Linked DNA regions of Homo sapiens: all the other regions are linked to region 2. A link is a contact called in ENCODE Hi-C or POLR2A ChIA-PET data. All regions are on one chromosome and are shown on one strand. The core of a region is the stretch at or near the end of the contact, and the rest is flanking DNA. Distances in the headings are between cores, read along the strand shown.

Evidence for each region. A loop is a pair of places that touch in the nucleus more often than their neighbours do. ChIA-PET counts read pairs that join two places held with the same protein, here RNA polymerase II (POLR2A). Pooled maps may share reads with other maps.
Region 1: a loop to region 2 is called in a pooled map, with 5 times the contacts of the local background. The contact joins the enhancer-like site here to the promoter of KLF6 in region 2. A Hi-C loop is called at or near these places in 1 of 37 single-sample maps with no recorded cell type and 3 of 50 pooled maps. POLR2A ChIA-PET finds 5 or more read pairs at or near these places in 1 of 52 experiments (WTC11).
Region 3: a loop to region 2 is called in a pooled map, with 4 times the contacts of the local background. The contact joins the enhancer-like site here to the promoter of KLF6 in region 2. A Hi-C loop is called at or near these places in 4 of 50 pooled maps. POLR2A ChIA-PET finds 5 or more read pairs at or near these places in 4 of 52 experiments (CD4-positive, alpha-beta T cell, CD4-positive, alpha-beta memory T cell, activated CD4-positive, alpha-beta memory T cell and 1 more).
Region 4: a loop to region 2 is called in a pooled map, with 6 times the contacts of the local background. The contact joins the promoter of TASOR2 here to the promoter of KLF6 in region 2. A Hi-C loop is called at or near these places in 1 of 168 maps with a recorded cell type or tissue (CD8-positive, alpha-beta T cell) and 9 of 50 pooled maps. POLR2A ChIA-PET finds 5 or more read pairs at or near these places in 1 of 52 experiments (OCI-LY7).

Annotation. Positions count from the first base shown.
Region 1 is chr10:5,439,786-5,445,290 of GRCh38, reverse strand. The region is part of intron 3 of NET1 (neuroepithelial cell transforming 1); the gene reads right to left. Among named protein-coding and RNA genes, the nearest start is that of NET1, 30 kb to the right of the region's middle. RefSeq lists an enhancer at 2,868-3,037. Within about 2 kb of position 1,735, at least 3 of the 41 ENCODE cell types and tissues checked have a DNase peak (open chromatin) inside an H3K27ac peak, as active enhancers do.
Region 2 is chr10:3,782,462-3,788,252 of GRCh38, reverse strand. It overlaps KLF6 (KLF transcription factor 6), which reads left to right and starts at 3,044. Exons shown (of 4, transcript NM_001300.6): 1 at 3,044-3,340. The coding sequence starts at 3,239. RefSeq lists silencers at 2,135-2,194, 2,375-2,654, 2,905-3,504, a promoter at 2,306-3,243 and enhancers at 3,110-3,665, 3,666-4,222, 4,223-4,778, 4,847-4,916, 5,077-5,146.
Region 3 is chr10:5,290,586-5,296,762 of GRCh38, reverse strand. No RefSeq gene overlaps it. Among named protein-coding and RNA genes, the nearest start is that of LINC02561, 22 kb to the right of the region's middle. RefSeq lists an enhancer at 4,377-5,576. Within about 2 kb of position 4,927, at least 25 of the 41 ENCODE cell types and tissues checked have a DNase peak (open chromatin) inside an H3K27ac peak, as active enhancers do; they include CD4-positive, alpha-beta T cell, where a contact is called at or near this core.
Region 4 is chr10:5,683,286-5,688,859 of GRCh38, reverse strand. It overlaps TASOR2 (transcription activation suppressor family member 2), which reads right to left and starts at 4,022. Exons shown (of 22, transcript NM_001321783.2): 1 at 3,685-4,022. RefSeq lists enhancers at 3,179-3,358, 3,979-4,088, 4,229-4,468 and silencers at 3,579-3,628, 3,669-3,928.

The DNA.
Region 1 (5,505 bases), core at 486-2,985, 1.7 Mb before region 2:
TGCCAGGAAGAGGTTTAAGATGTTATGTCTGTGCGGCCTTGAATGTAATATTTTTCATAGATTTGAACAAGAGAAAATTTCAAGGAGGACAAGGGAGTGAGCCCACACTGAGATCACGGGCTGTGCGTAAAGATGGAACAGATGGATGTACTCAATAGGTGAGAGAGATAATGAGAGCTATGTTGTAATAAGATATATGTGACTGGTGTTTAAGATGGTTGAAAGATGACTGAAAACATCATGCAAAAATCACAGTCGGGCAACAAGAACTTTGCCTAAAGTAGGACCAGTAGGGAAGAAGGAAAAGGATATAAGCAAGAAGTCACAGACGCCTACAATTCTTTAAATAGGAGGGGTAACTGTTAGTGCAAATCAAGAAATAAGAAGGAACAAGCTTTGAAAGAAAATTCTAAGTTACATTTTAGATATACTGAGTGTGAGGCGGTGGAAGAACATGCAAATGAAAATATTCTGCTGGTAGTTGGAAATGTTGGACAAAAACCTGAAAGAGGCTGGAGGCTAGATTTAGACTGGAGAGTCAGATACAGAGATAAAAATCGAAGCTATGGGAGTGAATGAGATGACTGGGAGAGAAAATTTGGACAAAAAGAACATGGTCCAAGGATCTAACTTTGGAGGAAAGCCAAGGGAAGGAAAATTCTGCAAAAGGAATAGTTAGAAGGAAAGAAACAAAGCAAAAGCCAAGGGAAGAAAAAAATGTTAATTACAGCAAAGAGGTTAAGGAGGGTATGAAAAAAGCCACGGATTTAGTGATTACAAGTTTAATGAGGATCTCAAGTGTGCTATTTCAGTGGAGTAAAGACAGAGGCAAATTACAGGGGCTGAAGAGTGAATACAGAAGAATAGTGGGTGCAGACTATTTATAAAGACAAATAATCTATAAAAAGTAATTGCCTAAGGTTTGCAGGAGAGTTGCTACTTCTTGCAGGAAGGACCACCACTGCCCTTCTGTAGCTATGTGTGTTTTATACACGAGATGTGGTAATAATTCATCTTTCTGCTTTGAGTTTATTTTTTAAAGTAATGGAGATTGGCTCTGTTTCATCATCTACTCTATTGTCCAGTCTGTCCTGGGCAGTATGTGTGATGTGGTTGGCCTTAAGAGTGGATGACTGTAGAAGATATTTCCATATAGCATGAAAGTAGAAGCACCTGAGCGATTGTGGACTCCTAATTTTACTCTTAATTTTAAGAACAGTGATCTACCTACATTCTCAGAGCTAATATGAACAGCCTAGGCTAGACCCCAGCAGTCTGGTTCAGTTAGCTTCATCAGTTAAAATATGGCGTAAGTAAGGCCAATACTTTACGGCCACATAGTTTCTAAGGGAATAAAGGATTATGTGCAGTGGGAGTTAGGAAAGAAGCAGCTAGGAGTTCTCCTGGGATTCTTACCCGATGTCTTTCTTGAAACTGTTTTTCCACTTAGTTCCAACAGAAATGAGCCAAGATAATGAGAAGGGGTATCTTTCATTCTCTCCTTCAGCTGGGGACCCAAGAGGTAAAGGTAGAAGTCTTTATATGTAAATACAGAAATAGAAAACAAATAGGGTATACTGATGACAGCCATGTTCACAAAAGCCCCAGCTCACCAACACTAAAATCTTAGTTTCATTTTGAATGTGCAGGTTTGGGGTCTAAATGTAGACAGCATCTAAAAAAGGAATGATGAACATGCGGAAGTTCAACTGGACTCAAGAATCTTGAGTCTTGTCACAATGCTGCATAAAACCAGAGGACTAAACAGGCCCTCTGAGATCATTCACCCATCCTCTTCAGTTTTCTCATAAGGAAACTTAATGGGTGGTGGTGAAAAATAGAAGAAAAATTTAAGGTCTTACTTTGTGCTAGAGTTCTATATGTTATTTAATCAACTCTATGAAGTACTTATTATCTCAATTACTTTGTGCTAGAGCTTTATACATGTTATCTTAATCAACTCTATGAAGTACTTATTATCTCAATTTTAGAGAAGGAGGAAACTAGGACTGACCAAGTTTAAGAAACTTGTCCAAAGGTACCTTGTTAATCAGTGGCTTAACAGACCTGATGACTCTGTTCTGCTCAGCTGTTGTGACACTGTCCAGATGAAGATAACCCATATAAAACCTTTAGCACATGTTCTGAGACACACTAGGTGCTCAGTATATGTTAGTGACCTAAGTTAACAGTAGACCTAAGTTTAAAACCAAAGTCTCCTGAGTCCCAGGCTAGCAGTATTCACTAAATTGCCAATACTTTTATAGAGGAGGAAACCATAAAAACGGTTGAGAGATTAGCTGCCTTATAGCCTTTTTATAACAAGACATGGGGTAGGTAAAAAGATAATAAAATAGTTCCAGTTGTGTAAGTTTAGAAGAGTTTTTTTCTTTCTTTCTTTTTTTTTTTTTTTAAAGACAGGGTCTTGCTCTGTTGTCCAGGCTGGAGTGCCATGGCACAATCTCAGCTCACTGCAACCTCTGCCTCCTGGATTCAAGTGATTCTCATGCCTCAGCCTCCCGAGTGTGCCATCACGCCTGGCTAATTTTTGTAATGTTAGTAGAGATGGGGTTTTACCATGTTGGCCAGGCTGGTCTCGAATTCCTGGTCTCAAGTGATCTGCCTGCCTTGGCCTCCCAAAGTGCTGGAATTACAGGTATGAGCCACCCTGCCTGGCCAACAGCAACTATTTGTATAACTTTCTACAAACGGCGTAACTGAGGCACAGATTGGTTAGCGTCTTTTCTTTCTATAGAACATCTAGAATTTATAAACGTAACTGAGTTATGTAAAGGTAAAGAGAAAGATGTTTCTCTTATGTATAGAAAAGGAGTGTTAGGTTACTTGTTCTCCCCTTTCAAGTGAAAAACTGCTTGGAATTTAGAAATAAATTAGAGCTTAGGAATAATCATTACTTTTTTTGGTCTAGGCATTATTATCTACTTTTACCTGGAACAATAACAAGCAATTGGAAATTAGACTAGGGAAGCCATACTACAGGCAAAGAGAAAACAAAATCTAAGCTCTCTGCTGCCCTCTACACGAGATATTGTGAAATGCAATTGTCAACCTGTTTTTCAACTTTGTAATTATATTTGTAACGACATTACATAGATGACTACATAAACAATCTCTTAATTTGTGGAAAAATATGACCAGTAAAATCTGTATTTTCAGTCTTTGTACAGCCTTCATGTCTTATATTACTAAATTAAACATATATTTTAAAATGATACAAGTATATGAAAAAGATTCCACAATTCACAAGAAATATTTTAAGAACTTTTTCTAAATATAAGAAAACTACATTCCATTTTAAAACTCTAGAATTCAAGATTACAAGCATATACTCTGTATCTCACTAAAAATAGGTTAGTTAAAAATAAAATTTTAAATCTTACTAAAAAGGAAGTATTAATTGAAAAGTGGAACTTTTGAAAAACCATAGTTCCAAAATATCTAGTAATAACTTAAAAACAAAAAGAGTTACATTTGAACTGGATAAGTACGAAAGAAATTAGTAATGAAGTTATATGTGATTTGAATCTCCAAGTTTAGTACTAAGAATTTGGTTTGGGGAAAAAACATCAGTTTAGACCAATTAAGTATTATTAGACACACTTTAAATAAAATAGTCTCATAGGCTAATAAGTTTGGTATTGTCAAAACAATGGTTCTTTTGTGCGATGACAACACAAATAGCCAATCAAATGGGGTATCAGCACTGTTAGTGGTGACTTTTTATCTCAGGTAACGAATAACTTCCAGTATAACGTAAGACCACTTAGTCTTCTGTAACAAGCTGTTGAATGGGATTCCTCCCATTTTTCCCTGAACTTCAGCTTAAGGCCCCAAACTAAAGACAAAAGGATATTGTGTCTTGTGCCCAGCCTCCTGTTTTCTCAGCCCAATTTGACATTGCCATAGCAACTGGCTCCCCACAGGAGTGACCCCACAGTCCCTTGCCTCAGCTGCACTGTGTATCTCTTGCCTTCCACCCTGGGCTTCTTGGATGCTGCTGTGTGGCACATGCACATGTGTAGCCACGGGTGTGTGGGATGGACACCCGAAAGGCCACTTGTTGACTAACGGAGCACAGAAGCTGCAGGATAAAAGCTCCCCTCTTCAGTCCGTTGAGAGGAGAAGTCTGTGGTGTGTTTTACACAGCTCTTCAGAGGGTTCCAGAGAGATCTACCCCACTGCCCACAGTAGTGACAGCTTAATTAGACACTGCACGGGCCTCCTCTCTTTCACTTCTCCAGCTTGTTCCCTGGGATCATACCTCAAGAAAGACACCTGTCAATGAGTCCTCGTTTTAGGCTCTGATTTCTGGAGGGAGAACCCAGGCTAAAATATGGACACTGAGATTGGTCCTAGAGATCAGAAACACAGGATGGGACTCTGAAACAGACTCACTCACTAGTAAAATGGTGATAAGGACTACAGGTATGAATAGGGATGAGACACAGAGTAGTGAGGCAATGCCTTACATAGTAGTGGTGGCAAATGAACAAGAGAGGGGCAGTGGTAATTGTAATGATTGTAGTGTTTACTGGCTTTGGCTAATTGCTTTAAAAGATTTGAAAAAGCAGCTGACAGAACTTTCATAATGTTCTCAGCACCATGGTGGGAATAGCTAAGTGGGAGTCCCTGAAATTTCACCCCTTACACCTGGGCCAAGATGGTAAGTCAGAAGCAGTATTGCACACCAGGAGAAAATGCAGAGATCAGCCATCAGAGTTACGGACTGCACAAGTGATAGTCTCCACTAGATCCTCATTCTGTTTATCTGAGTGCCTCTTACAATAATGAGGTGGACTGTGGTAAATGACAGTGGACCACTGTAAACTTAAGTGGTAGTTCCAACCTCAACTGTTGTGCAAGATGTAGAGTCTACTGGAGCAGACCAACAAATCATCTAGCATTTGTTACATGGTTATGGTTGTGGTTACTGATCTGGCCTATGTGTTCTTTTCAATCCTCATTAGTAAGAAGGGTCAAAAGTAGTTTGCTTTTAGGTGGGAAGGACAGCAGCCTGTGATTGCTCACGTCCTGAAGCTGTTCACTTTGTTTTCTGTCACAAAGTCGGCAAGGACCGGATATTTCACAGAACATCATACAGGCCCACTGTATTAATAACATTATACCAAAAAGACCTGGTGAATAGGAAGTGGAAAGTATTTTGGATATCCCAGTAAATCAAACGCATGCCACAAAAATTCAGAGGTTGCCATGTTGGAAAAGTTTTAATAGATCCAACGGCCTGAGGCTTTCTGGGATCTCCCCGCTACAGGAAAGGACAGGTGTTGCACCTTGCATCTTCTAGGCACAGTGCTAGCAGGACTCTTCATCTTTTGGAGGCAGTATCTGCTATATTTGGGAATGTTGCTGTGATAGTTTTGAGTAGGTCCCAGAGCAACAGAGGTCTCTGTAGCAGGTCCTCCAGGCTGTGGTGCAAACTGCCCTGCTGTTCAGGCCATGTGACCTGGTATATCACATCAAGGT
Region 2 (5,791 bases), core at 1,795-4,294:
AAATGAGCACAGCCTGGAGGTCTAAGAGGAGAAGAAAAACAGTGGAGGAGGGCATGGAGGCCTAAGTGGGGACTGAGGAAGTAACAGCGGGGTGCCAGGGGGGTGAAGTGGCCCCCAGGAACGTCGAAAGGAGCCTACGACTGTCACCCAGAAGGGATCTTGACCTTTTGAAGATAGTGGCAGAGACAGGAGTGGCTCAAGGTGAGCAGAGAACAAGGGTCACGTCCAACAAATGGAGCTGATTATTTTCTCTCCAAGACTGCGAGAGTGAAAACAGAGCAGGGCTCTTCAGCGACCGGCAGGAGAAGGAAGCACCTGTGGGATTATTGGACAAGTCGAGGTCCAACTCTTGTCTCTGATTTGCTTTGTGGCCTGCAAAGTTGACTTCATTTTTCTGTCTGCATTCACTCATATGTTAAAAGAAGGGTGGGGGATTATAAAATAATTACCAAGAGCAAACTTACAAATGGCTAAATGGTGAATAAGTGAACACTGCCTTCAATTTATTGAATCACTACTATTTGCTACCAAGCAGGAATTTTAATCCATTAACTCTTCTGATTATACTAAACTCATTCTAATAGTCATTTTAATCTCCTATTTAAATAACGTGACCAGGGCCATGCGCACAGCATGGACAACTAAAGTGTAAAATCCATCATCTTTTTATATCCTGCCATACTTCCCCCTTCTGAATTAATCTGGCCCTCTACGATTCTTTGTTGCTCTTCTTAAAAAAATCAGGCGCAACTATTAGTGTTCAGATGCGATGCATATTCTTTGTCACATCAAAGAAAATGATATTTTTTCACCAACTGGTTACATGCTTACTCGTAATAAGGACTTTTGTTTTCAAACATCTACATACTCCTGGCAGCCCACCTCTCCCACACCGTAATAGGGATTTGTGCCTGTTTTGTAAATTTCTGTGTACCAATACCTGGCCATTCATAGGGTGTGAGTAATGTGTGTTCAATGGTCAATGAGCGCAGCAGGATGCCATAGGATCTATTCTATTTGAAATTTAGTGTTCATATGTACCCTGTTTTCAAATCTTTTTTTTTTCTGAAAATGACAATGGCCATTGTACTGTATCTGCATTATGACTAATCAGGTTCCCTCTTGTAAAAATAAACTATATAATCTTCATAGTGCCGGGCAAAGCATGTTAAGAGACAAGGATGAATTTAAGTTCTATAGGAATGTGGATTTATTAAAAAACATTAAGACAATAATTAATTGTCCCAAAGATAAAATGGGACACCCTCACCAGGACGCCCACACGCCTTGCAAAGACAGCCGTCCTGTCCTCCCTGGCCCAGACAGAGCCTTCCCCCTTCATCTCGGGCTCCCCCTGATCCAGCGTGCCTGGCCCTCAGCGGGGGACTTGCTCCACACTCCTGCTTACTTAGGAACTAGCGGGGCCAAGGTCACAAGCGCTAATTACTGAGAGAACCCTGCCCCCAACACAACGGCTGCCCAGATGCTCTCGGCTGCCAGTCACTGGGCCCCGGTCAATGGGCGCTTGGGCAAATCTGTGGATGGTTCAAAACAAAGCCATTTGCATTCCTGGAAACAGAGTTAAGGTGCAGGTCCCCAAGAAGGGCTGGTCCTGGCTCTCAGTTGCTGGGGTAAATGTGATGAACACGAGCCAAGAACACTGTCAATTCACTCTGCATAACCTTCACCGCCCACATACCGCAGGTACAAGACAAACCTCCTTTCTCCACTCCAGACTCACTAAGGTCCCCACCTAGTCTTACAGCCACATGCTTCTGCCGGACCCTCTAAAACTTAACATACAAAACCCTCTAATTTTTTTTTACATAGTCCATTCTTTCAAAATGTTTAATGTTCATTAAACTATTTTGAAACAAAAACTATAATACAGTTACAATTCAGTTTTCCATTTTGGATTTTAAAATGCTCTGGTTCGAGTCTCGACATTTTTCTTAAAAATGAACATTACGGTATATTTTAGGAGATAATTTATATGGAAAAAAACACACACACTAAATGTCGGCTTGCACCTAAATTGTTTACACGTTCATGGGAAAACCTAGCTGTTAACCTTGGTGAGGGCTAAGATCGCCCTCTACAAGATAAACACGTTTCTCCCAATTCCAAGGGGAGCCTGCGTGCTCCCCTCCCCCACTCTGGTGGCCCGGAGGACAGAGGGGACCCTAGGACTGGAGGGGGACGGAGACGGGCTCAGGGATGGAGGGGGACAGAGAGGGACCCGGAGGTGGAGGAGGACAGAGAGGGGTACCCCAAGGTTAGAGAACAGAGGATGACTAGGGGGATGTAGGGAAACAGAGCGGCGCAGAAGAGGACAGTTGGGGACGGGGCGGCCCCGGGCATAGAAGGGGACAGTTGGCGACCGGGAAGCCCCCGGCGTAGAAGGGGACAGTTGGGGACGGGGCGGCCTCGGGCATAGAAGGGGACGGGGGGGAACCGGGCGGCCCCGGGACCGGACGGCCGCCCGCAGGGTGAGCTGCCGGAACCGGGGCTCGCGCGGCGACAGGGCCCGGCTTGGTGACCGGGACGGGCGTGGGGTGGCGGGACCGGGCAGCGGGGAAGAGAGACCGGGACTGGGGACAGGCGACGCGGCCCGCCCCGGCTCTCCCAGCCCCGGCTCCCTTAGCTCCGGCCGCGGGCGCAGTGCAGGGCTCGGCCGCGCACCTCACAGCGCGGACTCCTCCGGCGCGCGGCCGCCCGCGCCTTATATACCCTGCTAAAAATAGCCTGCGAGGCCACTTTCCAATCAGAACGAGCAGAGTTCGAATTGAGCCAATGGTGCGGGCCGTGATGGAGAGTCTCGGTCACGCCAGGCGGGGCCGCTGTGTGTCGCCGCCTGCGATTGGCCGGAGCTGACATCATCGGCGCGCAGCCCCCGGGCCGGGAGCCACGGGATTGGGCCGCGCACGGGGCGGGCGCGGGGCGAGTCACGTGGGGGGAGGGGGAGTGGGGGGAGCCAGGCGGGGGCGGAGGGGGAGGCTGGCAGCGGAGCTTTGAATAGGGAAGTTTTGCAGGGGTTACGTTTGCAGTCAGTCCGGTGTTTGCAAATATTGTGTGGGCTCCGCGCGCTGCGGGCTGCGGGAGGGTCCGGCCGGGCGTCTCTGCGAGCCTGGAGTTTGCATGAAACTTTCACCTGCGCTCCGGGGAGACTTTCGGCTCCGGCTCCCACCGCGCGCCTCGCCGCCCTCGCGACCGCGGGCTCCGTCCAACCCGGCCCGACATGGACGTGCTCCCCATGTGCAGCATCTTCCAGGAGCTCCAGATCGTGCACGAGACCGGCTACTTCTCGGCGCTGCCGTCTCTGGAGGAGTACTGGCAACAGGTAAACGCAGCCGGCCGCGGTTCCCTGCGGGCGCCGGGGCGCGGGCCGGGTCGGCTGTTTGGGGTTCAGACCCGGTGCTCTCTGCGGTCCGCTGGGCCTGGGCCCCGCGCTGTCACCGGGGGAGCGGGCGCAGCGCCCCCGCCGATCGATCCTCCAGGCTGCGATCAGCGTCCGCCCAGGGAAGCCCCAACTCCCGGCACAGCCCGGCCGAGCCCCTGGCACGAGTTCGGAGCCTGTCCCCGCTCCAGACGCCACAGCTGGAGCTTGTCATGGGGACCAACTTGCTCTGCCTGCCAAGGTGTTTTTTTTTTGTTTGTTTGTTTTTTGTTGTTTTTTTTTAACGGATTTTGTTTTTGTTTTGTTTCTTGGTGCTTGTACTTAACAGTTTTTTAAAAAAATCACATTTTGCCCCCAGAACGTAGACCAGCTCTCTTTTATTTTTGTCTTTTTTAAACTGTAGACCATTTCCAATGTGTTTTCTGCTCTTTGGAATGCCTAACATTTCCCCTAGATCTGCCTTATTTGTCTTCCCTGCTTCTCTTGTTGACCAAGAAAAATAAAAATAAAACTGTGTACACCCCAGTGACTTGTCAGTCTTGTGACAATGAGCCCGTCCAAACTGCTTCAAGTCTTAGTTTGGAAAGAAGGACCTCGGTTTCCGACATTGTCGTAGAACTGGAATTTGGGGGCATTGGAAATTTAAGAAACTTACCAGGTCCCCGTGCTTATAGGTAGCATCGCCCGAGGGGAGAGAGACTGACACTCCTCCCATTGTCTCTCCAGCGATCGCAGGAGGGTTTACTGTTGTCTCCCTGCCCTGCTGTGCTGTTTGTTTTTCGTCACAAAGTGAATTGCCAGATCAAATAGAGGCTGTGGGTTTCCAAGCCTCGAAAGCTTTAAGGAAGATGAAATGCAGGGTGTTGCAACCTTCACACGCCTGCTTAATTGTTCACAGTCCTCTCCTGCCTTTTCCCCCTCCCCCTCCTGTTTTTTTCCTCCTCAAAGAAGCTGCTCCCTAGGACGTGATTGAAATTGATCTAAGTAGTTTCCTTCGGGCGTTTGGGATTTGGGCAAACGGCCAGACCTGGCTCTTGGTCGCCTTTGGAGGCTTTTAAACTCTCCGAGAGCTTCGTTCAGGTCCCGGGTGCTCATCAGCGTAATGGAGATTTTAAATTGGCCGGATTATTAAAGTTTAACAAGATCTCCATAAATGTGCTTTTCTTTTTTCTTTGTTAAATCAATAAAATACATCGCTGCTGCCTCTCTTCAGAACGCTGTAGTGTGCATTGTAACTCAGACGCCTGGTTTCGGGGGAAAGGGGAAAGCATGATTCTCCCGTGTGCTTGCTCCCACCGGCTGTGTGCGAGCCTGGGGAGGGGGAGGGATTGCCTGTGGCAGGAGAGAGGCACACTGCTAAGTCAGCCTGAGCCCCTGGGGTAGGCTGCGCTCAGGAAGGTCCCTGCCCGGAAAAATGACGTGCTCACCAGAGCCGTTTGGTGTAGAAACTGAAATCTGTAGAATTGCCAGTAGTATAGACAACCTTATATGGACATGCAGGCAGCTGATCCTCGTGAAAATCAGGGCAGACATAATTTAATCCTAAAATGTTTCCTACCATTTTTCTTTTCCAGTGGCTAGAAAGTTTGAAATGGTGGGGAGAGGGGATGCTGATCTCGGCAGTTGTAGCTTCTTGAAAGGTTGGTTGCGGGGCTGGGGAAGGGGTACTGTCCATGCCACACTGCATGTCCATTTGAGCTGGGTCCTTATTTGGCTGCTGATGAGAATTTCAAAAGGAAGTCTCCTTTGGCATTGCGTGAAAGAAATCAGAGTGATGACTCATGCAGTTGTACTCTTGGCCAGTAGATAAAGTTCTTGTTCATTGTGGGACTCCCAGCAGGGCCGTGGAGTAATTTCCCCTTGCACCCTTCACAATAGCAGATGGCCATGCTGGAATTATTTCTGCACTCCTGTTGTTGAAGTTCCTTGTTTTTCTCTGACCACTGTAGAAGTAATTAAAGTTCTGTGTCATGCAAGGGCCTGCACTTGGGAACGGCATTCTGTGAAAACATAGGCGGTCTGGGCTACACAGGAAATGGGTGGTTTTTCTGCAGCTCCATTCGATGCCCCTGAATACAGACAGCTGCTGTCTCCTCTCCCCCGAGTGTGGCCCTGTGTTGTCAGCCGTGTCCCCAAGGGGGTCCCTCAGAACACGCTGTGTGCCGTGCAGTCTTTCTGTCCTGTGTGGGTATCTGTGGAGTGTGAAGGGTGGATGGCTGGGGCTTTCCTTAAAACACATGGTTCTTGACAATGTCAGATAATCTGGTTGAACCTGTTGGGGAGGAGTATGTGTATGGGGCCGGTTCTCTTCCTCTGGTTTCATGAGAAACATCAACACTGGTAACTACAACAAAAAAACCGGCTTAGTGATCATCACTCATTGTGGCCCTTGGC
Region 3 (6,177 bases), core at 3,678-6,177, 1.5 Mb before region 2:
CAGGTACACACTGTTCTTGGAGCAGTTCTTAGAGGTCATGTTAAGCTTCCATCTCCAGGCCTTACCAGTGTTTTCTAAGCAACCAAAATTATTTATCTCATTTCTGCTTAAAAGGCATAGAACAGTTCTTGGTTCTGGCACTGAGCTCCAGCTAATACAGTGTTTGAAACCAAACATGGTTGCAGGCAACTGACTCAAGATTGGAGTATTTGGATAGATTAAATTACGCTGAAGTAACAACTTCCAAATCTCATCAGCTTAACAAAATGAACTTCTGTCTGTCATTCATAGTGTCCAGGGCTTTGCTCTAGGTGGACATTCCGGGACTCAGGGTGATATGTTATTTTGGTATGCCAACCTGAGGCTCTGCAACAGGAGAAGGAAGCTGGGGAATTAGGTGCTGAATGCCAACTCAACATACAAAACTCAGTTGCATTTCCATACACCAATAACAAATTGGTTGAAAAAGAAGCAATATAATATTCCATGGTGTATATATAACACATTTTCTTTATGCATTCATCTGTTCATCAACACTCAGGTTGGTTCCATATCTTGGCTGCTGTGGAGTGCAGATATCTCTCTGACATACTGATTTCATTTTCTCTGGATACATACCCAGTAGTGGGATTGCTGGATCAAGTGGTAGTTTTATTTTTAGCTTTTTGAGGAACCTCCAACTATTCTTCATAATGGCCATTATTCCTGACTGCTCTTTTGAATGCTGAGTACCTCCTCTTTTCCTGCAGTGCATGCATGTAGAGAACCCAAGGCTGGGAGAGGAGAAAACTTGGGGTGCTGATAGCAGCAAGCTTTTCCGTATTAAAGGGAGCTGTGTTCTCTGAAGTTGGAGTGCCTTCAGCTGTGGCTTATCTCCCTTCAGCAAGCACAGGTCCCATGACATAGATTCTGAGGAAGACCTTGGTGAAGAATGTGGACTCCTAGCTCAGACCAAACTCTGCAACCTTAGCAAAGCTGGATATTCAATCTGTTGCATTCTTCTGATCATGTGTTACAATCTACAAATGGCAGAGCCATTGGCATTCAAACACCTGATGTTTTTCCCTGGTGTAATCCATGCCCCAGAGAGATAGGAAACCCTTCCTTCGTCTTCTTGGTCACAGTTTGGGAAGGTGTTTACCCCTGGGACCAGAGGCTCAAAATTCAGCAAAAAGTACTGATATGGTTTGGATATTTGTGCACTCCAAATCCCATGCAGAAATGTAATCCCCAGTGCTGAAGGCAGGGCCTGGTGGGAGGTGATTGGATCATGGACTGGATCACTCACGAATGGTTCAGCACCATCCCCTTGTGATGAGTTCATTCTCGCTGTGAGTTTCTGGAGATCCGGTTGTGTAAAGTGTGGCATTGTCCCCCCTTGCTCTCTCTTGCTCCTACTCCTGTGGTGTGAGACACGGGCTCCCCCCTTACCTTCCGCTGTCACTGTAAGCTCCCTGTGGCCCTCCCCAGAAGCAGATGCCAGCACCATGCTTCATGTCCAGCCTGCAGACCATGGGCCAATTGAACCCCTTTTCTTTATCAATTACCCAGTCTCGGGTATTCTTTCATCATGATGCAATTGCCCTAGTACCATCACTCCCACGTCCTAGTTTCAAGGAAGGCTGTTGTTTTAGTCCCAGCCCAAGGGAACATGTGAAGATATAGCCTCACAAAATTGAATGTGGAACTCTTGGACTTATTCTTACATGCCTGATTTAAAAAAAAATACTAGGGGCCGGGCGCGGTGGCTCACGCCTGTAATCCCAGCACCTTGGGAGGCTGAGGTGGGCGGATCATGAGATCAGGAGATCGAGACCATCCTGGCTAACACAGTGAAACCCCGTCTTTACTAAAAATACAAAAAAATTAGCCGGGTGTGGTGGCGGGCGCCTGTAGTCCCACCCAGCTACTCGGGAGGCTGAGGCAGGAGAATGGCGTGAACCCAGGAGGCGGAGCTTGCAGTGAGCCGAGATCGCGCCACTGCACTCCAGCCTGGGCGACAGAGCGAGACTCTGTCTCAAACAAACAAACAAACAAACAAACAAAACCTAGGAACAGTTGCACATAAAAGATACTCAGTAAATATTTCTGGAACTGAATTTCAGGTAGGCTATTTAGCCCCACCTATTAATCCTAACCTCTGGCAAAGGTGGCTTTAATCTTGTGAATGCTTAAGAAGCCTTAATGAGATTTAAGAAATTTTCCCAGGAACAAATAAGTTTTTCGTGTTATCCCCCTCAGTGAACACTGCGACACTTACATAACCCAGCATTCCTGCCCCATCAGCCTGAACTACAGAAGAAGGCGGTATTTCATTAACATCCCGTTGAGGATGCGGGGCCAGGGTCAGCCTGATTGACTGACACTCCTGTCTGCTCAGTGCCCCTCCTCCTCCCTCTCCTGCTCTGCTGTAGCCCAGGAGAGCGGCCTCTTCTGCCCTGGGTGCTGCCCTCTCTGCCTGCTGCCTTCCAGCTGGACTTGGCCACTGTGAGGCGCTGCTGAGAGCAGAAAGGGAAGCTGGAGTCCAGGTGCCTTTCTTCCCTTCTCTAGGGGACACAGCAGCAGCTTCCATCCCTCCAGTCGTCCTGGCTGCCTCCCTCAGGCCCTCCATGGCTGCTGCTTCTTCCAGGGACCCCGGGCTCTGCCTCCAGCACTGCTACCTCTGTTTCTCTAGCCTAGGAGGGTAGCGACTTCCTGTGTTTAAAAGCCTCTGGGTTGCTTTATTGTTTCCTGACTGGCTTCTTTGTAGATACTCCAACCGTCTGATTACACATCCTGTTTAAATAAGCAGCATGGATTTTTATATCCTGGTTCATGACTGATGCTGTTACCTCAAGATGCCCCTGGTGTTCTGAACCTCCTCAGGGCTGCCACCCTGCACCTGTCCACAAGCGGCCACGCGTGAACTCCCCCTGTGGCCACCATGCTGGCCTCCTGTGCTGCTGTGTTCTCTGACTAGAGCATTTGTCACTCAGCTGGGCATAGCTGTACTCTGCTGAGGAAGGCCCTGCTGTTAGTCCCAGCCCTGAGGGGAGGGATGACGAATGCTTTGCTGCTCTGTTTGAGTGCAACATGGGCCTCTCAATTTCCCACTGCAAAAAACAGTGTTGGACGCAATCTTTCATAAGGATTTAGAGATAGTTTGCAGATCACAGAAAATAAGAACAGAGCACAGAAAAACTTAAAAAAAAAAAAAACCCCACTGTGCCTATGCTTAGAACTCAATTTCATTCATTCCGCAAATATTTATTGAGCACTGACCACATACTAGGGAGCTTTTCTAGGTGTGGTGATTAGTGTTGGAGAAATCAGTCAATAAATATGAAAACATACCACAAAATAAGTGAATAATTCAGGCAATTGCTCTGGTCACAATTGTTCTGAAGGAACTAAAACTGAGGAGTAAGATGGAGAGACACAGTGGGGACTGGGGAGCTACTTTGATTAGAATGACACAGGGACAAAGACATCACCAAGAAGGTGAGACTGAAGCCAGAAACCAATGATGAGACAGAGGGGGTGATCGAGGCTCTGGAAAACCTCTGCACAGGTAGGTACGAGTCTCTATGTGATGCCCACATTTTCCTAGAGAAGAACTTGACAAGGACATGTCCATCTTGTTGCAGGGGCAGGGAGTGAGTCTCAGGAGATCTCAATTGAGTCTGTACCTTTGCTTGGGATGCAGGACCTGGGAGAGGTAGCCCAGAGCAGCATGAAGGCCTTGGCTGGGGTGGGGCAGGCCTGGGAGTGAGGGGCAGTGAGCAGCCCCAGAACACTATGACCCTGCTGCTATGGCCTCCCTTTGCCCTGTGCAATGAATGGAATCTTTACATCCCCACCAAAGTCGTATATGAAGCCTTAACCCCCAAGGTGATGCTATTTGGTGGTGGGTCCTGTGGAGGTGATTAGGTCGTGAGGGTGGAACCCTCATGAATGGGATTAGAGCCCCTCTTAGTCCATTTATTGTTGCTATAAAGGAGGACTTGAAGCTGGGTAATTTATAGAGAAAAGAAGTTTATTCAGCTCACAGTTCTGCTGGCTGGAAGTTTCAGGACTGGGCTTCTGGTGAGGGCCTCAGGCTGCTTCCAAGTGTGGAAGAAGGTGAAGGGGAGCTGGTGTGTGCGGAGATCGTGTGGTGAGACAGGAAGCAGGAAGGAGGGGAGGGGCCAGGTTCTTTTTAACAACTAGCTCTCATGGGAACTAATAGAGTAAGACCTTACCCCCCTCCCCTGGGAGGGCATTCATCTCTTCATGAGGCGTCTACCCCATGGCCCCCAAGCCTCCCATTAGACTCCATCTCCAACAATGGGGATCAAACTTGAACATGGGATTTGGAAGGGACAAATGTCCAAACTATACCAGTGCTTCTGATAAAATAGCCCCCAGAGAGATTGCGTGCCTGTTTCGCCACATGAGGACAGTGAGAGGACAGCTGTCTGTGACACGGGATGCAGGCCCCCGCCAGACCCTGAATCTGCCAGCACCTTGATCTTGGACTTTTAGCTTTCAGATCTGTGAGCTATCTATGTCTTTTGTTTATAACCCTCCCAGTGTACAGTACTTTGTCACAGCAGTCTTAACGAACCAGACTCCCGGTCAGAAGGTGTGGTCTTAACCAGACTTTTCAGAAGGCATTTTGAGAACTCTGAAAGCTGATCTTTTTGGCTCCCTACTTATGTGGGGGTGGTAAAAGAGGGGTAAGGTGTGTTTCCCCAGAGAGTCGGGCAGCATTTCTCTTTGTTGCTTGACAATGGATTCCCATTTATTCAGAGAGGATTATATGGGTGTGTCTTAGTCTGTTTCCTGTTGTGTAACAGAATAGCCGAGACTGAGTGACTCATAAAAAACAGAAAGTTGTTTGGCTCAGTCTTGGAGTCTTGAAAGTCCCAGATCACAGGCCCCACATCTGGTGAGGACATTTGTGCTGTGTCATCCCATGGCAGAAGGCAGGGGGCACGAGCGCAGGGGTAAGAGGATGAGAGACAAGAGAGGGCTGAAATGACTTTTGCAATAAACCCACTCTCACGATAATGGACCCGTTTTCGCAATAATAAGGTCAGTGCTTCATGACAGCAGGGCCGTTATGACCTAGTGACCTCTTAGAGGGCACGTCTTTACACTGTTGCACTGGGGATTATACTTTCAACACATGGACTTTGGGGGACACATTCAAACCACAGCAAGGTATTTGGCATTTTATCGCCATGCAATGTTAACATTTCTCTCATAACCCTGGGTTAGCCTTTCCTCGTGAATTGCAGCATCCTTGCTGAACTCTTGTTCTGTATGGTTAAATCTCCTATCAGAGTTTTGGGGCTGTATCCAACTCTTTGTAGTTTTGCTGTAAATAATGACTTTTCTTTCTGTCCAGCAAAATGTTTTAAAACAAGATGATACTTGATATGGAATGGCTCAAACATCCTTTATTCCTCTGATAAATAACTCACTTGGTGTGAATAATTCAGGCAATTGCTCTGATCACAATTGTTCTGAAGAAACTAAAACTGAGGAGTGAGATGGAGAGACACAGTAGGGACTGGGGAGCTACTTCAATGAGAGTGACACAGGGACAAAGACATCACCAAGAAGGTGGGAAGAAATTCTTTATCCCCTCATCATCCTATCTGGTGGTCCCCACTAGAGAAAACCCGCCAGGATTTCTTTCAGTGCAGCTAAAAAGGTGATGCTGGTGGCTGAGACTAGCTCTGAGAGGAGAACAAGCTTGCTCAGTTCTTTAAGGCCTCAGTTTTTAGCTGGCGGGTGGACTGAACGTTAGACAAATTTTTAACCTGTTGAATTGTGGACTCCAGGCAGTTCACATCAATGAAGACAGAATTTTCTTGTGACTTGATACGGAACATCTCTATTTAGTGCAAAAGCTTTAGCAATGGAATATAAAGGATATTCTCATCAAATTTATAGCAAACACAATGTTGAGATAAATGTAACCACATGGACTCATAGAATCAGACAGAGTTCTGACCTTGACCAGCCAGAGGGATGAGTTGAAAGTAAGATAAATTATAATTGTATGTTTCATAATTGGCTGTAAAATACGGATGGCACAAATACAGGTTGCAAGAAGCACAGTATAATAGAAACATTAAAGAAAACATGAGTTAGGTGTTTTATGTAGCAGAAGTTCCTTATTAGTTGAGAATGTAATTTGAATGATGT
Region 4 (5,574 bases), core at 2,773-5,272, 1.9 Mb before region 2:
CACTAATTTTTTTTTTTTTGTAAAGATGGGGTCTCACTATGTTGCCCAGGCTGGTCTCAAACCTGGCTGAAGCAATCCTCCCAGCTCAACTTCCCAAAGTGCTAGCATCACACGCATGAGCCCACGCACCCAACCAATTTTCTGAAATTATATAATGAAATGTGTCATGTGAAAGAGCTGCACAATTCAGTGAACCAATGTTTTCCAAATGACACATGTGTAGGTAAAAGAGCCCTTGAAAGTGCATGGTAGGCCAATGTTAATGTCAGAGCATGAGAAGTTCATTCATATGATTTGCAATTCTACACTGCAGCTAACGTTTAACAAATTGTTAGGGGCTGGATGTTATAGTCCCAGTGCTTTGAGAGGCGAGGCAGGGGGACTGCTAGAGGCCAGCAGTTCGAGACTAGCTTGGGCAACATAGCAATACTGTCTCTACAAAAAAAAAAAAAAAAAAAAAAAAATTAAAAATTAGCTGGGCCTGGTGGTGTGTGCCTGTAGCCCTAGTTACTCAGGAGGCTGAGGCAGGATTGTTTGAACCCAGGAGTTGGAGGCTGTAGTGAGCTATGATCACATCACTGCACTCTAGCCTGGGCGACAGAGCAAGACACTGTCCTAAAAAACAAAACAGAAACAAAAACACAAAACTGTTAGGTTTTGATGAGTATCAAAAAAGAACATAATCATCTGAAAAGATTATTAAAATATTCATCTCTTTTCTAACTACTCAGCTGAATGACGCTGGATTTTCTTCATGCACTTCAACCAAAATAATACATGGCAACACAATGAATACAAAAGCAGATGAGACTCTAGTCATTAAAGGAGACCTTCAGCGTATTTGCAAAAATGTACAAAAATCCCATTCTTGTCACTAATTTTGGGGAGATAAAATATGTTAAGATGTAATGGGTTATTATATTTAAAGGTACCAATAAATAAACATACATTTCAAATTTATCAGTTTTAATATCTAATACGGTAATTATCAATTGATATAATCCAATAAACAAAAGATCTTTGGGATCTTCAGCAGTCTTTTGAGACGGAGTCTCACTCTGTCACCCAGGCTGCCGTAGAGTGACACAACCTTGGCTCACTGCAACCTGTCTCCCAGGTTCAAGTGATTCTCTTGTCTCGGCCTCCCGAGTAGCTGGGACTACCTGCACCTGCCACCACACCTGGCTAATTTTTGTATTTTTAGTAGAGATGGTGTTTCACCATGTTGGCCAGGCTGGTCCCTAACTCCTGACCTCAAGTGATCCACCTGCCTTGGCCTCCCAAAGTGCTGGGATTACAGGCGTGGGCCACCGTACCTGGCCCCCTCAATGGTTCTTAAAAAGTGTAGAGGGGTCCTGGGAATAAAGTTTCTAAATTGCTAAACTATAGGCACGTGCTTTAACATGAGTGAATCTCAGAAACAATGTTTAACAAAAGTAACTCATAGAATACAGAATGACTTTATTTAAATAAAGTTCAAAAACAGGTAAGAGTAAACAATGCTAGTTAAGGATATCTATATAGGTGATAAAACTGTTTAAAAAGGCAAGGGAATAATTAACACAAAATTAATAATGGCCAGGGTAACGGGGGGCAGGGAACGCATTCCTCCTGGGGTAGAAACACACAAAAGGTTTCCAAACTAACTAAAGTTTCTAAAGCTTTTATTAATTTTTGTTATGAAATATACCATTAACATGTACTGACAAAAAGCATATTTATTACACAGATACGCTTTGTCAGTACATATTAATGACATATTTCACAATAAAAAATTTTTAAAGAAAAGGGAGATGTACATATTCTCTTAGAAGGAAAAACTCAAATAAATGTCTCTTCTCAGATTATATATTCAACACCATCACAAACAATATCCCAAGATTTTCTATAGGACTTAAAAAGATAGTTTTAATTTCTTCTGGAAGAAAAAATGCAAAAGAAAAACCCAAAGCTCTTTTTCAAAAGAAAGTACCAAAATATATTATAAAACTATGATAATTAAAATGCTACAGTAATAGTTACATGGGCGAAAGAAAAGAGAGCTCAGACTCAATAAAAACATCAGCAAATGATATGACCTGCCTAAAAAGATTTAACTTTTGTATTCACCAAGGAAGATAAAAATTAAAACAGAATGTTACTTTCAATTACTAGGTGGCTAAGATATTTTAAAAATACCATTATCATCCAGTGCTGGCTAGCATGGAGATAAAAACACATCTTTTGAGCGAGTGAACATAAAAAGGTACAATCATTTCAGGGCAATTTAGCAACATGGTTATCCAGCACTCTCATAAGGAGTCAATTCTACAGAAATACTATCATGACCACCTGAAGCACTGTTTATAACAGCAAGAGATAATCACTGCAGTATTGTCAGTTATAGGGATATCTTGAAAATAACTTGAATGTCTACCAACAGAAAAATGAAATTCACTTGATAAATACATGCCATATTGATCTATTTTTACTGAATAGATAGTATACTGTATTTAACAAACACCATGTCTCAGTCAAGTTCTTAGGCACTTCACCGATTTTAACCCATTTTAACAACTATGTTTGGACCACAGGAGATGCTTATAATCTCCCTTTAAAAAAATTAGTTACATTTGGGCAAATGTTCTGTATACACAAAACTTCAAATATACCGTCTTGGTCTTCCTTAACATAATTGTGGACCTTTTGTCACCCTTTTTCTGGCCTGGCTTAGTTATTTATTGATGTACAGTACAGGACATACCGCATACAGTCACCCATTCCTATAAGGCAGTTTTTCGACAGAAGGGTATTCTTGCACCGTTAGGGGACACTGCTTTGCTATAAACCTCCTAGGCAGGATTACCGCCAGGCTCACCCCTAGTTTTATTCAGGGAACACTGTAGACTCTAGGATCGCGAATGCCATTCCAATAATACCATACACTTGTACGCCACATATTTAAGTTTTGGATACACTTTCATAAACTTTTCTATTCTAATTGTACCTTACAGGGAGAATAAGGAAGAGTAAGCGTGGTTTGTTTAAAGTTACAGATTTCAAATAGACAAGAAGCGACTAAGAGAAACTTGAGAATTCCCAAAGTAATCTTCCTCAAAATTTCAGTCATCAACCCAGTTCTCCCACGAAACGCTGCTTGGCGCCGCCTTCAGACAAACTTCTGTGTTGCTCGCACCAAGTTATCCCAACGCGGCTTGCGCTTGCTGCTGAAATGACCCTCCCTTCGGAGAGACCTGTTTTACCCTAAAAAGAAAAGGTGGCGCATTGCCATGAAGTCTCGAGTAGCAGCAGGCTTCACGCAGAACCCGCAGGAAATGATTTCCCAGCCGGTGCAAACCCGAAGACGGAAACTTCAGCCAAGAACTTATCAGCATATCCCTGAGGACGCAGCTGTCCCCTGACAGGCGACGCAAACGAAACGCCTCAGAAAGGGGCAAGATGACACGGTTAGGATCTCCCTGCCGGCGACACCGAGCGCGGCCACAGGTTGTAGCGCAGGACAGAAGGTTGAGTCATCTAGAAGGCGCCGACCCCTCCCACCCCCTCACCCGGAGCGCGGCAAAAGGCAAGGAGAACGCGTCGACCCTCGCAGCCAAGCCCCGGCAGCTGCCCGAGCGCTCGGCCTCGGGGACCCGCCGTCCTCCTCGCAGGGTTCCCGGGCGCCCAGGCCGAGGAGGGACTTACCCGTCCTTGGCGTGGCCGCCGCCCCCGAGGACCTGAGATCCCGGCTCGGCCTCCTTCCCATGCTTCTCCCGGCCGTGCTCTGCGTCCTCCCGGGCCCTCGCGACACCGGCGCACGTGGGAAGCACCAGTCGCCGGCTCCGCGCTCCCGCGGGGACCCCCCTCAGGGGCACGCCGTCCGCCCCAGCCCCGGGGTCCTCGCCGCGGGCGCTGACAGGGACGCCGCGGCCGCCCGCGCTCTGTCTCCCGTCAGGGTCACGGGCAAGAGGCAACCCCGGGACGCCCGGCAGCCTGCGAGAACATGCCGACTTTCTCTCTGACCGGCGCTAGCAACCGGAAGCAAAACCTCGCGGCCAAAGGAAAAGAAAAGGGGAGGGGGGGGCAAAAAAAGAAAGTGAAAACTGAAGTGAGGCGTCTCCCTCAGAGATGGGAACCAATCGCCGGGAAGAAACCAAGGCGCAGGCGCGGACCGAGGTCAGCGTCCACGCGGCGCTCGCGTCTCCCCTCTGCGCAGGCGTAAGGCCACAGCTCGCTCCTGATTAGGCGGCCGATCCCAACGAGCGCGTGGTGTCTCGCGTTGCCGACCCTTGACAGGAGGCGGAAGATGCCCTTGGGAAGAGGCGGGAGACGCTCTCTCGGCTGACCTACAGTGCTGTGGCTGTGGCCCACGTGGTCGCCTTCGGGCGCCTTCTCCCTTCTCAGCGTTTCATTCCCCAGGTGCTGCTGCAAGAACAGTTTATTTGTCTGGCCCGAATGCGACATTTTGGAAATTTTGCCCTTGTTTTAATCCATATAGTAGGTGTGGCTGTTACCCCCTAGGAAAGCATCTCTAGAAATTTATAACACATGCACAGAGAGCTAAGGTGACCATCAATAAATTCAGGTTTACCCTTGCCCATGATAAATAGTCATGCAAACATCATTTAACTGTAGGGACACCTTATGAGAGAGATGCCTCATTAGGCAATTTGGTCCTTGAGTGAACATCACAGAAACCTAGAAGCATAACCTACTACATACTTACACCATAAGCCATAGCCCATTACTCCTGGCTACAAACCCATGCTATATGTTATTGTACTGAATACTGTGGACAATTATAACACAATGGTAAGTATTTGTATAAGCATATCTAGACATAGAAAAGGTACAATAAAAATACAGTATGAAAAATAATGGTACACCTGTGTAAGGCATTCTCACGAATGGACCTTGCAGTACTGGGAGTTGCTCTGGGTGAGTCTGTGAGTGAGCAATGAGAATGTGAAGGTCTGGGACATTACTGTACACTCTTGTAGACTTTATAAACACTGTACACCTAAGCTACACTGAATTTATTTTTTTAAATTTTTTCATAATTAACCTTAGCTTACTGTAACTTTTTAACTTTTTAAAACTTTTAAAAAACTTTTTAAGACTCTTTTGTAATAACACTTAGCTTAAAACAAACACATTGTACACAAATATTTTCTTTATATCCTTAATCTGTAAGTTTTTTTCTATTTAAAAATTTTTTTAATTTACTTTTTAAACTTTTTTGTTAAAAACTAAGACACAAACACACATTAACCTGGGCCTACACAGGGTCAGGATCATCAACATCATTGTCTTCACCTCCATTTTGTCCCACTGGGGGGCTGGGATTACGGTGGAGCCACTGCGCCTGGCCATGTGTGCTGTACTTTTATATGACTGGCAGTGCAGTAGATTCATTTACACCAGCATCACCACAAACATATGAGTAATGTGTTGCTGTACGAAATTAAGATGGCTACGACATCACTAGGCAATAGAACTCTTCAGCTCTATTATAATCATATAAGATCACTGTTGGATATGTGGTCTGTTGTTAACTGAAACATTAAGTGACATATGACTGTACCAATGAGAGAG